3 separate regions of the Homo sapiens genome follow, and regions 1 and 3 are each linked to region 2. A link is a loop called in an ENCODE intact Hi-C map of the cell type or tissue named here. Cell type or tissue: CD4-positive, alpha-beta T cell. All regions are shown on one strand.

The links. A loop is a pair of places that touch in the nucleus more often than their neighbours do. Peaks named below come from ENCODE experiments on the same cell type or tissue, not always from the same donor. Only the 100,000 strongest peaks of a DNase experiment are listed, where the experiment ranks them.
Region 1: it touches region 2 in a loop (8-fold over the local background); 24 of 110 quality-filtered maps call a loop at or near these places.
Region 3: it touches region 2 in a loop (4-fold over the local background); 19 of 110 quality-filtered maps call a loop at or near these places.

What each region holds. Positions count from the first base shown.
Region 1 is chr6:32,690,204-32,695,203 of GRCh38, reverse strand. No RefSeq gene overlaps it. Among named protein-coding and RNA genes, the nearest start is that of HLA-DQB1, 26 kb to the right of the region's middle. In CD4-positive, alpha-beta T cell, CTCF peaks have their summits at 2,792 and 2,991 (motif pointing right); a DNase peak (open chromatin) is centred at 2,973.
Region 2 is chr6:32,619,619-32,624,618 of GRCh38, reverse strand. No RefSeq gene overlaps it. Among named protein-coding and RNA genes, the nearest start is that of HLA-DQA1, 15 kb to the left of the region's middle. In CD4-positive, alpha-beta T cell, CTCF peaks have their summits at 1,783 and 1,993 (motif pointing left); DNase peaks (open chromatin) are centred at 748, 1,448 and 1,908; H3K27ac peaks cover 2,598 bases.
Region 3 is chr6:32,698,132-32,703,131 of GRCh38, reverse strand. No RefSeq gene overlaps it. Among named protein-coding and RNA genes, the nearest start is that of HLA-DQB1, 34 kb to the right of the region's middle. In CD4-positive, alpha-beta T cell, CTCF peaks have their summits at 2,287 and 2,487 (motif pointing right); a DNase peak (open chromatin) is centred at 2,441; H3K27me3 peaks cover 198 bases.

The DNA.
Region 1 (5,000 bases), 71 kb before region 2:
ATTTACGTTCCCACCAATAGTGTCCAAGTGTTCTTTATTTCACATCCTTCCCAGCATTTGCTATTGCCTGTCTTTTCGATATCAGCCATTTTTAACTGGAGTGAGATGATACCTCATTGTAGTTTTGATTTGCATTTCTCTGATGATCAATGATGTTGAGCACCTTTTCATATGCCTGTTTGTCATTTGTATGTCTTATTTTGAGAAACATCTATTCAAATCTTTTGCCCAACTTTTGATTGGATTATTAGTTTTTTCCTATAGAGTTGTTTGAATCCTTATATATTCTGGTTATTCATCCCTCATCAGATGGGTAGTTTGGAGATATTTTCTTCCATTCTGTGGGTTGTCTCTTCACTTTGTTGATTGTATCCTTTGTGTTCAGAAGCTTTTTAACTTGATGTAATCCCATTTCTCCATTGGTGCTTTGGTTGCTTGTGTTTGTAGAGTATCACTCAGGAAATTTTTGCCTAGACCAATGTCCTGGAGATTTTCCCTAATGTTTTCTTGTAGTAGTTTCATGGTTTGAGGTCTTAGATTTAAGTCCTTAATCCATTTTGATTTGATTTTTGTATATGATGAGAGAAACGAGTCTAGTTTTATTCTTCTGCATATGAATATCCAGTTTTCCCAGCATCACTTATTGCAGAGACTGTCTTTTCCCCAGTGTATGTTTTTGGCACTTTTGTCAAAAATGAGTGCACTGTAGGCTTGTGGATTTGCTTCTGGGTTCTCTAGTCCATTCCACTGGTCTATACGTCTGTTTTTATGCCAGTACCATGCTGTTTTGGTTACCATAGCTCTGTAGCATAATTTGAAGTCAGTAATGTGATTCTTCTAGTTTTATTCTTTTTGCTTAGGATGGCTTTAGCTATTCTGAGTCTTGTGGTTCCATATAATTTTAAGATTTTTTTCCATTTCTGTGAGAAATGTCATTGGTTGTTTGATAGTGATTGTGTTGAATCTGTAGATTGCTTTGGGTAGTATGGACATTTTAACACTATTGATTCTTCCAAGCCATGAACATGGAACATGTTTCCTTTTTTTATTATAAAAAAATTTCTTGTATTATAGAGATTTCTTATTCTCAATTTCCTTTATTATAGAATTATAATAGAATACAGAATTTATTATAAAAAATTCTTTTATTATAGAGATTTCTTATTCCTCAATTTCTTTTATTATAGAGATTTTTCACTTCATTGGTCAAGTTAATTCCTAGGTATTTCATTTTGTGTGTGGCTATTTTAAATAGAATTACTTTTTAAATTTCTTTTTCACATTGTTCACTATTGGCATATAGAAATTCTACTGATTTTATGTGCTGATTTTCTATCCTGGAACTTTATTGAATTTATCAGTTCTAATAGTATTCTTGTGGAGTCTTTAAGTTTTTATAAATATAGGAGCATATCCTCTGCAAACAAGGATAATTTGACTTCTTCCTTTTAAATTTGGATGCCATTTATATCTTTCTCTTGTCTAATTGCTCTAGCTAGGACTTCCAGTACTATGTTGAATAACAGTGGTGACAGTGGCATCCTTGTCATGTTCCAGATCTTAGAAAAAAGACTTTCAGTTTTTCCCCATTCAGTATGATACTAGCTGTGGGTCTGTCATATATGGCTTTTATTATGTTGAAGTATGTTCTTTATATCCCCAGTTTTTGAGAATTTTTAACATGAAATGATGTTAAATTTTATCAAATGCTTTTTTCAGCATCAATTAAAATGAACATTTTATTTTTATCTTCATTGTGTTGATGTGATGTATCACGTTAATTTGTGTATGTTGAACCATCCTTGCATCCCAGCGATAAATCCCACTTGATTGTTATGAGTGATCTTTCTGATGTATTGTTTAATTCAGTTTACTAATATTTTGTTGAGGATTTTTGCATCAATATTCATCAGAGATATTGGCCTACAGGTTTTTTTTATGTGTCTTTGTCTGGTTTTGGTATCAAGGTAATACTGGGCTCATAGAATGAGTTTAGAAGTATTCCCTCATAAAATACTTGTAGAAGTATTCCCTCCTTCTCTATTTTTTGGAATAATTTGAGTAGGATTGGTATTAGTTCTTCTTTGAATGTTTGGTAGCATTCAGCAGTGAAGTCATCAGGTCCTGGAATTTATTTACTGGTAGACTGTTTATTGTGACTTTGATCTTGTTGTTATTGATCTTTTTAGGTTTTGAGTTATTTCCTGTTTTAATCTTGGTAGGTTGCATGTGTCTAGGACTTTGTCCATTTCTTCTAGGTTTTCCAATTTATAGCATATAGTTGCTCATAGTAGCCACTAATGATCCTTTGAATTTCTGCAGTATCAGTTGTAATGTCTCCTTTTCCATTTATGATTTTATTTATCTGGATCTTCTCTCTTTTTTTCTTAGTTTGTCTTGCTAAAGGTTTGTCAATTTTGTTTAACTTTTCAAAAAAGCAAATTTTTGTTTCATAGATCTTTTGTATTTTTTTCAATTTCATTTATTTCCACTCTGATCTTTACTTTTTCTTTTCTTCAACTAATTTTTGCTTTGGTTTCCTCTTGCTTTTCTAGTTTTTAAGATGCATCATTAGATTGCTAATTTAAAGTTTCTCCTTTTCTGATGTAGGCACTTATAGCTATAAACTTCCTCCTTATTACTGCTTTTGCTGTATCCCATGGGTTTTGGTATGTTGTGTTTTCATTGTCATTTGTTTCAATAAATGTTTCAATTTCCCTCTTAATTTCTTCATTGACCCACTGGTCATTCAGGAGCATATTGTTTAATTTCCATGTATTTTTATAGTTTCCCAAATTTCTCTTCTTATTAATTTCCAGTTTTATTCAACTGGGTTCAGAGAAGATGCTTGAGCAATTTGAGAGGCCAAGGTGGGAGGATTGCTTGAGCTCAGGAGTATGAAACCAGCCTAGGCAACATAGGGAGACCCAGAAGCAGTTCAAATGGGATTGAAAACCATGTACCTGTTGCCTGGACTGTAGAGGGCGTTGCAAGCCTGGTGGAGGTGAGCAAAGGGAGAGATTAGATAAAGCTGAGTACCCAACTTCCAGAGTTGCATATATCATTGAGACCAATAGTTCCACATACAGATTTCATTTAACATCTGTATTTTTAAAGTCAATCACAATAGACTTGTCAGACCATCTTAGAATTATAACCAAGAACAGAAGAAAACAAGATCACTTTTATTGTATTTTAGAACCTTGGGTGACAGTTGATATTGGGAGGGCTTCAAAGCTATAAATGTAGATATAAATAAAAACATAAACAGATTTAGAGGTTTTAGATCACAGTGAATGTGCTAATTTGTAACTCCTTTTAAATTTAACATATGGTAAACAACTCTATTTTGTCATTAAATATCTTTCTAAAACATTGTTTTGAAGGACTGTATATAATTGTGTCATAGTTTGTTACCTAATTATTTAAATTTTGAGGCCAGGTGCAGTGGCTCACACCTGTAATCCCAGCACTTTGGGAGGCCGAGGAGGGCAGATCACCTGAGGTCAGGAGTTCGAGACCAGCCTGGCCACATGGTGAAACCCCGTCTCTACTAAAAATACAAAAATTAGCCAAGCATGGTGGCAGGTGCCTGTAATCCTAGCTACTCGGGAGGCTGAGGAAGGAGAATCGCTTGAACCCAAGAGGCGGAGGTTGCAGTGAGCTGAGATCAAGCCATTGCACTCCAGCCTGGGGGACAAAAGCAAGACTTTGTCTCAAAAAAAAAAATTTTTTTTTTTTTTTGAGTACAGATGGGAATTGACTGAAAGCATTTTTACTGAATTGTTGGTTCTCAACTCCCCTCCTACTCCTACATCTTGGCTCTACTTCCCAACTACAAAATGGAAAGTTTCCTTTTTGGATATATGAGTACACAAAAAAGGAGAATCTTCACATTATGGTGTGTCCAGTCTCTTTTTACATTCCATTTTGTTTTTATTTTATAGAGGTAATATTTTTATAGCCTCATGTAGATTTTTTCATTTTAGTTTGTAAAAAAGAACAATGAGAACACTTGGACACAGGAAGGGGAACATCACACACATGGGGGCCTGTTGTGGGGAGGGGGGAGGAGGGAGGGATAGCATTAGGAGATATACTTAATGTAAATGATGAGTTAATGGGTGCAGCACACCAACATGGCACATGTATACATATGTAACAAACCTGCACGTTGTGTACATGTACCCTAGAACTTAAAGTATAATAAAACATATATATTAAAAAAATAATAAATAAATAAATAAGTCAGCCACTGCACCTGGACAACTATTCTGCTCAAAAAAAAAAAATAAAAAAGTAAACTTAAAGAAAACTTGCAATAAGAATAGTATTTTGTACTTATATATTTTTTTTCCTGAAATTGCACTCATCAGAACTCTTTATCCTTAAGTACTTCAGTGTGTATTTCCTAAGAAAAGGATACATTCTTGTACATAACCAGAATATAGCTACCAACTTCATTAAATTTAATTTTAATAATCTAAACTGTTTGAATTCTCATTGTCATATGAATTTTGTTTGAAAATACAAGCCCAAAATTACACTCCCATCTCTGAACATGTCATGTTTCTTAAATCATTTATGTCTTTATGCTGCATGGTAAATTTTTGTAATTAAAACACTGTATTTTTTTGTGGAATTTATTCCTTACAATTTTATATTTCTACCGGCAGTTTGAATGGTAATTTATCCTACATTCTCTCACCCTTCCCATCTCCCCCTGCTACTATATATTTTATTTGTGCTTCTTAGTAGCTTGGACTGCCAGAGACAAGTGACTCTGCCTCATCATATGCTTCTCATTGGTTGGAGAGATACATATTCATTACTATTAGTTATTTCTTCTAACCAGAGCTTCTGCAAAGCCCCTTTATCATTATCCTTTCTCTTCAATCACAATCTTGCCTAGTAACCTTTTCCATACCCAGATAGTTCCTTTCCTCCTGCAAGAACTAAGCGTATGTAAGTCTTCTCATTTGTTACCTAGTTCACTTTTC
Region 2 (5,000 bases):
GGGGACACTTCAAGAGATTAATTGAAAGATTATATGGGGAATAGTTAACCGCACCTCTCTTCCACTCTGACCTCTGCCACATAGGTGGCTGGCATCTATCCCTCAAACAAAATACATGAAGTTTCCTCTCAGAAGAAATTGAATGGGCCCAGAGAAAATAATTCCACGCTATGGCCTTCATGGTCCTCCAGTGAAAGAATCAGACCCTGAAACATTAGCCCCAAATTCCTACCAAATTTCATCTGATTTCTTTGAACTCATGACCATTTTTTAGTCCCTGTTATATGTAAAATAATATGAAGAAACAGAAAACATTTTAAGAGAGCAATAAGGATAAACAAAAAGAAAAAAACTTAAAACAGATAGATTAGAAATTCAAGACAGCTTTAAATATATACATAAAACAAAGCCAAACAAAAGTTTAATTATTATTTTCACAAACATTGGAGAAGGTAGTCCCTTTGTAAAACAAACCAAATTGCTATTAATCTTTTCTCCATAGGTAAAACAACAAAAACACTTTGAAAATTAACAATATAGCCATAATATTCATAAGACATTCTTTTTTAAATAACCCAAACACACATAAATAAAGATAAAGCATTTGCTATGCAAGCACATCCAGCTTCAAGACAAGCCACAGCTCCTACCCACCATGCAGAATTCTGGGCCTAAGCTCCTTCTGCATAGATTGATGTAGAAATTGCACTACCATAGATGCAAAACAAGGCCTGTCTAAAATCAGATTGTGGTTGCTGAGGAGGAAGTGGGAATGGGGAGTGACTGTTTAATGGGTACAAGGTCTCCTTTGGAGGTGATGAAAATGTTATGGAACTACATAGAAGTGATGGTTGTACAACATGGTGAATGCACTAAATGCTACTGAGTTGTGCACCTTAAAATGGGTTAATTTTGTTATGTGAATTTTACCTCAACAAACAAAAAGACTGCCTAACTCAGGCCCATGTCTTTATATAATATGCTATATAATACACTCTACTACTCTTTAAAAAATCAACAATACAGGACAGTATACTTATCCTAGACTTTCAGAACATTTATTATTTTTTAAAATCTCATTATTTTGAATAAAAACAGTTTTAAATCTATAGATTATATCTCCATCCAACTTCATGATTCATTTATAGTTTGTTTTCTTTTCAGTAAAGTACATTTTTTACTTTCTGTTGAGTCTATGTATTTCTTACAAAACTTATTCTTTGATATTTTCTATTATTCCTAATGCTAATGAAGCTCCCCCTGCCACCAACCTTGGGTATGCCTTCTTGACAGTTTAGTCTGCCAGAGACAAATGATGCTGACTTCTCTACTTTGCCTTATTAGATAAAAAGAAAAGTATGTAATGATAATATCAAGGTTTCATGTTAATGTGGTTTATGCAAAGATTTATGTCATCATCCTTCCCCTTCAACCACAACCCTATTCTAATAACCACATCCTGTGACCAAACAGCTCTTCTTTTCCTACAAGCATCACACTTATTATTAGTTACTCTGAGGTTCTCAATGTGAATTTTAGATAGTGACATATCCTTTGGCCAATACTTGAACAATCTTCACACAAGATGTGAAGAACATGACAACAAACTGTAACTAAGGGTATCAAAGAACATAGTTAAGGACTCCTGGCTGTGATGGCCGTTTTCAGTAAGACATTATTCTACAGGACACTTTCTGGAGTATGAATTCAACATATTAGAAACTACATTGTGGAGGTTTCCCCTGAAGAAAAAAAAGTAGTTGGGAAACCCATGACAATAAGGATCTGAAATTAATGTGGTATGAAAGTGAGGGTAGGTGCACAGCTCTGGGCCAGCCACACAGAGTTAGGGCCACTGTCTCAACATCTGAAAGAGACTGGGCTTGAACAGTGATGAATACATTAACCAGGGGGCTGGATCTACATTGCTCACACTTGAGCAGAGATTGGAATCCAGCTGACTGTGAATGAGTGTGGAAGAGCCCCCTGCTGGAGGCAAATGACTGGAGCCCTGTGCATATGCTGGGCCATGGAGGAAGAGCACAAGTATATTCTCTGGAACAGAGCTCTTAAGGGACTGGGCTAAGTCAGCCAGCATCCTCCTCCTCCTCACCCCACCCAATGGTAAATCTGATAAATCAGTGCTAATTTGCTTTGTATGTTAGAATTTACTAAATGTGATGGCTGATATTTTGAGCCAGGGTGGCAAATGCAGCTACTGACTCAAGAGCAATGTGTAGTAGTAACTTGGGTATGAGAATAGGATTGTGAATTGGTATGCAACTTTACCAGTGACAGTTGTGTATCACTACCCATTGGCATATATGTTCTAGTCTAGTGCTGAGAAAGATACACAAAATATTAAGACTTTTACAGCAAGATTGGTACCACAAAATGCTCATTTTTAGCTCTCGTGGTTTTTCTGTCTTGTAGTTTGTTGTAGCTTTCTCACTCTTTTCGAGGCATCACCAAGTCAACTTGTAAATTCTGTAATCACTTTCTTTCAGTAGATTTCTTAATTAAGACTAGGAATCCTTTTTGACACTTGGACACCGAAAGGAAGCATCTCTCAATTTCCTCCTTTACTCATGCATCTTCTTATCAACTGGGGAGTCTGGGGGTCATAAGACTGAAGTAGTAGGTGAGGCTCGGACATCAGATCAAATTGAGAATTAACTAAAACAGGGATGGGGCAGAAGCACCTCTCCATAAGACATGCCTACCAGTGTGCCATGTCAGTTTACCATTGCTATGGCAACACCCAGAGGTTACCACTTCTTTCTATGGCAATAATGACCCACTGGGGTCATTGAAGTGGTAATTGGAGTTACCATCTATAAATTAAGGGGTGGATTATGCAGAAATTTCTACCGTATTTCTAGAAATTTCTGCATAGTCCACCTCTTAATTTGCATATAATTAAAAGTGAGTATAAATATGACTGCAGAACTGCCTCTGAGCTACTATTCTGGGCACACTGCCTATGGGGTAACCCTGCTCTGCAAGGAGTAGCTTGGTTCAATAAAAGTTGCTGTCTAACACCACTGTCTCATCCTTGGAATCTTTCCCGAGTGAAGCCAAGAACACTCTCGGGTGAAGCCCCAGTTTTGAGGCTTGCTGGCCCTGCATCAAGACCACCCTTGCAATGGATGAGTTTATCTGCTAGTTATCTCAGTACTGAGGGCTTCTTAATGTGGGAGTCCTCACTTTGGGGAAAATGAAGAATTTGACTGGTTTTGGGGGGTTGGTCAAGGGAGATCTGCTGCAGTCTATTAAGTGATTCTGTGAAAGACAATGATATCTTACTCCACTTTGAGCATTTGATCTGAATGCCTTCTTCACATGAAGCCTCTGTGGATCCATAACCAAGGGTGCAGGAATTTTGCTTCTGAGAACCTTTCCATGATAGACTTCTGGTTATTTCTTTTCTTTCTGTTTGCTATTATGACCTACACCTCTGTTAACATCCCTGTGCATGCTTCCTTGTCCACATACCTAATGTTTCTTTAGAACCAGTGTCTAAGACTAGAAGTTCTATGCACTATATTTGTGTTTACAACTTTACCATAACTAGTTGTATGAATTTATACCCCCACTAGAAGTGTTTAATTGTTCACACTAATGAATTTTCTTGCCAATAAATTATTGTCAGACTTCATTTTGCCCATCTCTTGAGAATTAAATGATACTTCCTAGTGATTTGAAATGTGTTTATCTGATTACTAATAAGGGTGGAAATCTTTTCACATTATGTATTGACCTGCTATGCTTCCTTTTCACAAACTAGCTGTCATCCCTGGAGTGGCACTGAATTTCTTATTATTTTTATAAATATAAAAATGTCATATGTATAGATAGATTTAAGCTTATAAGACTTAAATTTTAGTTTTTACAACTTAATTTTCCTATATTATATGTATTAAAAATAACTTCTTCCAATTTGTGTCATGTTTTTAAAGTGTATTTTGATTAAGTTTTTTAAAATATGTATTAAAGTATATTTATTAAAAATTTTAAATTTTTTTTGCTATTTCATCCCTGTTAAGAAATATTTCCCTACTTCAGTTCATAAAATAATCTTCTAAATTTTCTATTTTAAAAATTTAAAAATTACTTTTCCTTTGGCTAAATATTCAGTAATGGGATTGCTAGATGGTATGATAGCTCTATTTTTAGTTTTTTGAGAAACCTCCATACAGTTTTCCATAATGGCTGTACTAATTTACATTCCTACTAATGGTGTATAAAAGTTCCCTTTTACCCTCCTCCTTACCAGCATTTTTTTGTTTTTGCCTTTTTGATAGTAGGCATTCCAACTGGGATAAGGTGATAGTTCACTGTGGTTCCTGTTCACATTTGATTAGCCTGAATTGAATTGATTTTTGTGGATACTATGTTGTATGAATCCAATGTTGAGTTTTCCGTCTGGATAACAAATTCTCTCAGGATGACTTACTGCACTATTTCATAAGTAAATTCCAATGCCAACTCCAACATACATATGATTTTACATATGAGTGAGTTGGTTCTGGGCCCACTGTTTTTGTTCGTTTGTCTATAGGTTTATCCATGCATCAATACAACTCTCCTATTTATACTTAAGTCTGATGATAGATTGAGGACTAGCCGGGCAAAATCTTACCAACCTGTTTCTTTCTATGTATAACTAGTAAAGAAACCAAACTGTTTATTTGCATGTGTAACTAACTTGTAGGCTAGTCTTAAACAATTGCTCTTCTATAATTATTTATAATCAGCATAGTGATTCCACAATATTATGTTGGGATTTTGAGTAGAACTGCATTGGTTCTATAGATTAACTCAGAGAAAAATTGTGTTTATATTTTGGATATTTTATTTATGAATATAGTATATCTTTCCATTTGCATAGGTATCTCTAATGTCTTTTTTTTTTTTTTTTTGACAGAATCTCACACTCTCTGGAGGCTGGAGCATAGTGGCACAATCTTGGCTCACTGAAACCTCTGACTCCCAGGTTC
Region 3 (5,000 bases), 79 kb before region 2:
AGAACAGATGGACCAAAAACAAAAAGCAGCAAGGGGGTAGACTTAAATCCAGTACTTCAGTAATTACATTAAATGCATATTTCTAAACTGGATAAATAAGCAAGACTTTTGACCATACACTGTCCATAAGAAATGCATTTTAAGTATGAAGACACAGGTTAAAAATATAAGGATGAAAAAATATACACTGGGCAAGAAAGCTGGAGTGGCTACATTAATATCAGACAAAGAAAACTTTACAAATAAGGAATATTACTGGAGATAAATTTTTCATAATGAAAAAGAGTCAATACATCAAAAAGACATATAATCCTAAGTGTGTATGTACCAAATGCTATATACAGCTTATTTTCAAATTCACGTAGAAAATACATAAAAATATACCACATATATTGACATCAAAACATTTCAACGAATCTAAAAAGCAGTGAGAACATTGGACAACGTTGCCAAAAACAATCATTTAAAGACTCTGGAAATTGACCAAAGGATACGAACATTGAGAAGCATTTAGTTAAGAGAATCTAAACTGAATCCTAATAAAAACAGCAAAATCAGTATTATTTTGGCCAGAGTATGCTTTCACCAACTTCCTTCACCTCAACTTATGGTGCAGAATTTCTACCTGTGTGGGAGGACAGGCCATGGGATTAGACAGCTCTTCTTAACCTGCCAGAGGGAGCTCACACACATTTTTTGGAAAAGAGCTCACGCACATGCATGCACACACACACACACACACACACACACACCCTCAAAATAACGTCTTGGCATTTTGTAGAAAACAGCATAGACCTCAGGGCAAATAATTATGGAAGGCTAACATCTCAACTAGCTTGAAGTCATGATGGCAGGCCAGTCAGGAATTTTACCAGGGAGATCCAGAGAATGAGATAGTCAAAAATAGCCTTGCTAAAATCTCATTTATCCCCAGTGGTGTGGAAAGCTGTCTGCATCAGCTTGGTTAAGCCTGCTCAGGAGAGACCTGGCTGAATATAAGGACATGTGAAGGCAGAAAGTAAAAATTGGGACATACCTGTAAAGTCCCGGAACTTTGAAAGCATTTCCCACATCCCACTCAGTTCAATGGCAAAGTGTGGAAGCCTTACTGACTCAATTGTTTAAGCAGAATCTTTCATCAATCATAGGCTGACATTAAGCTATGATGACCAGGGGTGATTGTAGGAAATCAGGCTTAATAATGAAAACAAAAATTATTAAACAAACTTAGCAGAGACACCATAGGCTGCATACTAGGGGGAAACAGACTTGGAAGAACTAGCCCAAGCAAGTCACTAACACAAACAACAAACAGCAAGAGCACTTACTCCTAGGGATTGTGGAATCAGAATTTATGTAAAATATCAATATTAAACAAAAATTACAAGACATGCAAAGAAACTGGAAAATTTTACCAACACATAATACATAGGAAAAAAAGAAGCCAACAGAACTTGTCTCTGAGGAGACAGGTTAAAATGATTTCATTTTAAATTGCTCTCATTCTTGAGCATAATGAAGAAACACTCTTTAAGGCAGGTGAGAAATAACTAAGCAGTTATCAATTAGAGTGTTCAAGTAGTGGTTCTGAGTCTTAAAAAAAATAGGAGGGTGGGAAAGAAAGTACAAAAGAAATCAGATTCCTGTTTTAACTACCTTGGAACACATAAAATTGTGAAAATATGTTGAGAAAGTTCTATCTATACAGCCATCTCCAACTGCTGTATAATAGGTGTGCCGGAAAAATAGAAAAAATATAGGATACAATAAAAAATCGAAGATTTTTTTTTTCTGAAGGAAAGGAAGACTTTAGTCTCTGGCTAGATAAGATTCATGCAATTTAAAGGAATCAAGTGGAATCATGAAAATATACAAATAGTTCTGTAGCTGGAGGGATGAAAATTTTTACTACACAATCAGAAAATAAAATGGTAATAAAAATGATCTATTGGCTTCCAAGAAGGAAATAAACAGTTTACACATAAAAGGACGAGAACCAGACTGGAATCAAATTTCTTATCTGAAATATCAGAAGCCAGAAAACAATGAGAGGGAAAAAAGGCTGCCAACTTAACACATGGGGAAGCAGTGTGTTGGCAGGAAAGGCAGTGTAAGAGAGGAGGTTTGTACAGGGAGATGGAAGAGACAATGGAGAGAAGACAATCTGAGCAGAAGCTGTGAGGAGTAGATAGATAGTAGGGAATGGGAATGCTAACGATGGCGTTATTTTAAAACTAACCTTGTGCGGCATGTTTTAAAATTATCATTCCCACACCCTCATTGCATTGTAAAAATTTTGGATTAATATTTTGTTTATCTTTTGGTGTAGAACTGTGCTAAAGGACACGGATTCTATACTACTGGAAGAAGTTCAAGGTTCTTGTTTTAGGAGGACATGGACAGCTGTAGGGATGTTAACTGGGTCATGTTCACCAGTAGGTGGGGACATTGCACTTTAGAAATTCAAGGTAGCTGCCGCTTTCCCTTTTTTCCTTGCCCCTTGGCAGGTCTGGATTTGAGGGGTCAGGATTCCTTGAGGGTGGTAACACAGCCACTCTTATTTCCCGTACTCTTCCTTCCATGTGCTCAGAATATGATGCAATCTGAGATGCAGTTTTGGATGTTTGAGAAGCAAAGAAGCATGGCTGGAGCAGGAGTTAAAGTCTGCTTTTGTTTGAGAACTGAGGAGCTCAGTCTTTTACATGCTCTCACAGGTAAGAGATTGGTACTATAAAATTACATGCTTAAAACAAACTTCACTGCTGTCATTCTAGTGCAAGCCACTATCCTTTTTCACATTGAACATTCCGCCACCATCTGCAGCATTCTTGATATTTCAGTAAGAATGATATTTACTTTACAATTACTATTTTAAATTTATTGGGATATCAGTATATAGTTTGAAGATTAAACAATAGAGATGTATTTTAATGAAAACAAGAGCCCTTCATGCCATTCCTTTACTCCACTGTCATTATCCCCAGTTCAATGACTTTAACAGTAATATGCGTATGTTTTTGTATGTGGGGGTATTAATTTAGACATCCATTGACTTCCTGTTATGAAACCAGATAATTTAAACCACCAAAAATTAGGTCTCTGACATCTTTCTTGTGATTTTATTATCTTACTATGTTTAGTTCCTCTGTAGGTAATCCCTGCATTTTTTATTTATTTATTTATTTATTTATTTATTTATTTATTTATTTATTTATTTATTTTTGAGACAGAGTCTCGCTCTGTCCCCCAGGCTGGAGTGCAGTGGCGCGACTGGCTCACTGCAAGCTCCGCCTCCCGGGTTCACGCCATTCTCCTGCCTCAGCCTCCTGAGTAGCTGGGACTACAGGCGCCCGCCACCATGCCCGGCTAATTTTTTTTTTTGTATTTTCAGTAGAGATGGGGTTTCACCGTGTTAGCCAGGATGGTCTCGATCTCCTGACCTCGTGATCCGCCCGCCTTGGCCTCCCAAAGTGCTGGGATTACAGGCGTGAGCCACCGCGCCCGGCCAATCCCTGTATTTTTAAACACAGTACTCTATTATTCTGTCAGTTATATTCAAGATCTCTTGAGTTTTCTCCTTGTAGATGAAGCTACTGCTAACCCTATTCTTTCCTGCTCTACTTTTTTCTTTATTTCATATCCCAACTTCTGGCATTTATAATTTATCTTTAATATTTTCAAACCCGATAGTATTTATGGTTTGTTTGTAACCAGGTATTTTTTAAACACGTATGTGCTCATTATTGAGAATATATTTCCTTTGTTGGGCATCTTTTAATTTTTATGAAGATTCTATTTGCAATTTCTTTTCCCTCATATATGTAGTCTACTTTTTAATCATATCCTCAGATGTTTTGAATATCTCAACAATACTGTAAAATTTATGGGATCATACTTATCATGTTTATCCACTTCCTGGTGCCCTTAGTTCTCTAGTTTCAATCTAAAAGAAATGATTTCCAGGACTGCTGAGCAGATGTCATCTTGGGATTCTCTTCATTGTTTTCTTTGGTAGAAGATAATGTTTCAGGTATCTGATATCTTCCTCTTACTTGCTTTGACTACCTAATTTTGCTACGACACACCGTCTGTTAATATCCAAAAAAGGATATTCTGGAAGCAAATTTTTCTAATCTTTGCATGTCTGAGAATAATTTTTATTCTAGATTCGTGCCTGAATGAAATTTTATGGGTTTATAAGTATGGGTCTAGTCAGGAGAGAGAGGAAATCACACAGTAATGTAAAATGAGAAAGATCAATATAAAGAAATACGAATCTTAACAAGAGATCTGAGTAATAAGAGATTGGCTAGAAAGAAGTAAAGAGAACTCTAAATAATATAGCAGTGGCAGATATAATAGTGCATAATATAATATAATACGAAATGGCTACTTCCCTAGTGTATTAGTCAGGGTTATCTAGAGGGATAGAACTAATATGATAGATGTATGTATAAAGGGGAGTTTATTAAAGCGTGTTGACTCACATGATCACAAGGTGAAGTCCCACAGTAGACCGTCTGCAATCTGAGGAGCAAGGAAGCCAGTCCGAGTCCCAAAACCTCAAAAGTAGGGAAGCTGACAGTGCAGCCTTCAGTCTGTGGTTGAAGGTCTCAGAGCCCCTGGCAAGGGAGAAAAATGAAGGGTGGAAGACCGCTAGTCTAGTCCTTCTACGGTCCTCTGCCTGCTTTTATCCTAGTGGTGCTGGCAGCTGATTAGATGGTGCCCACCCAGATTGAGGGTGGGTCTTGCCTCTCCCAGTCCACTGACTCAAATGTTAATCTCCTTTGGCAACACCCTCACAGACACACCCAGGAACAATACTTTGCATCTTTCAATTCAATCAAGTTGACACTCGATATTAACCCATCACCTAGGTTAAGATAGAGCACCCAAGAAGGAGCCTTCTCCAGTTTTCTTTCCAAGGGTGAGGTCAGACCTTGTTAGGGAGGCACTTCCATGGCTCACTGAATGGCAGAGAGGTAGTTGTTGAACTGCTG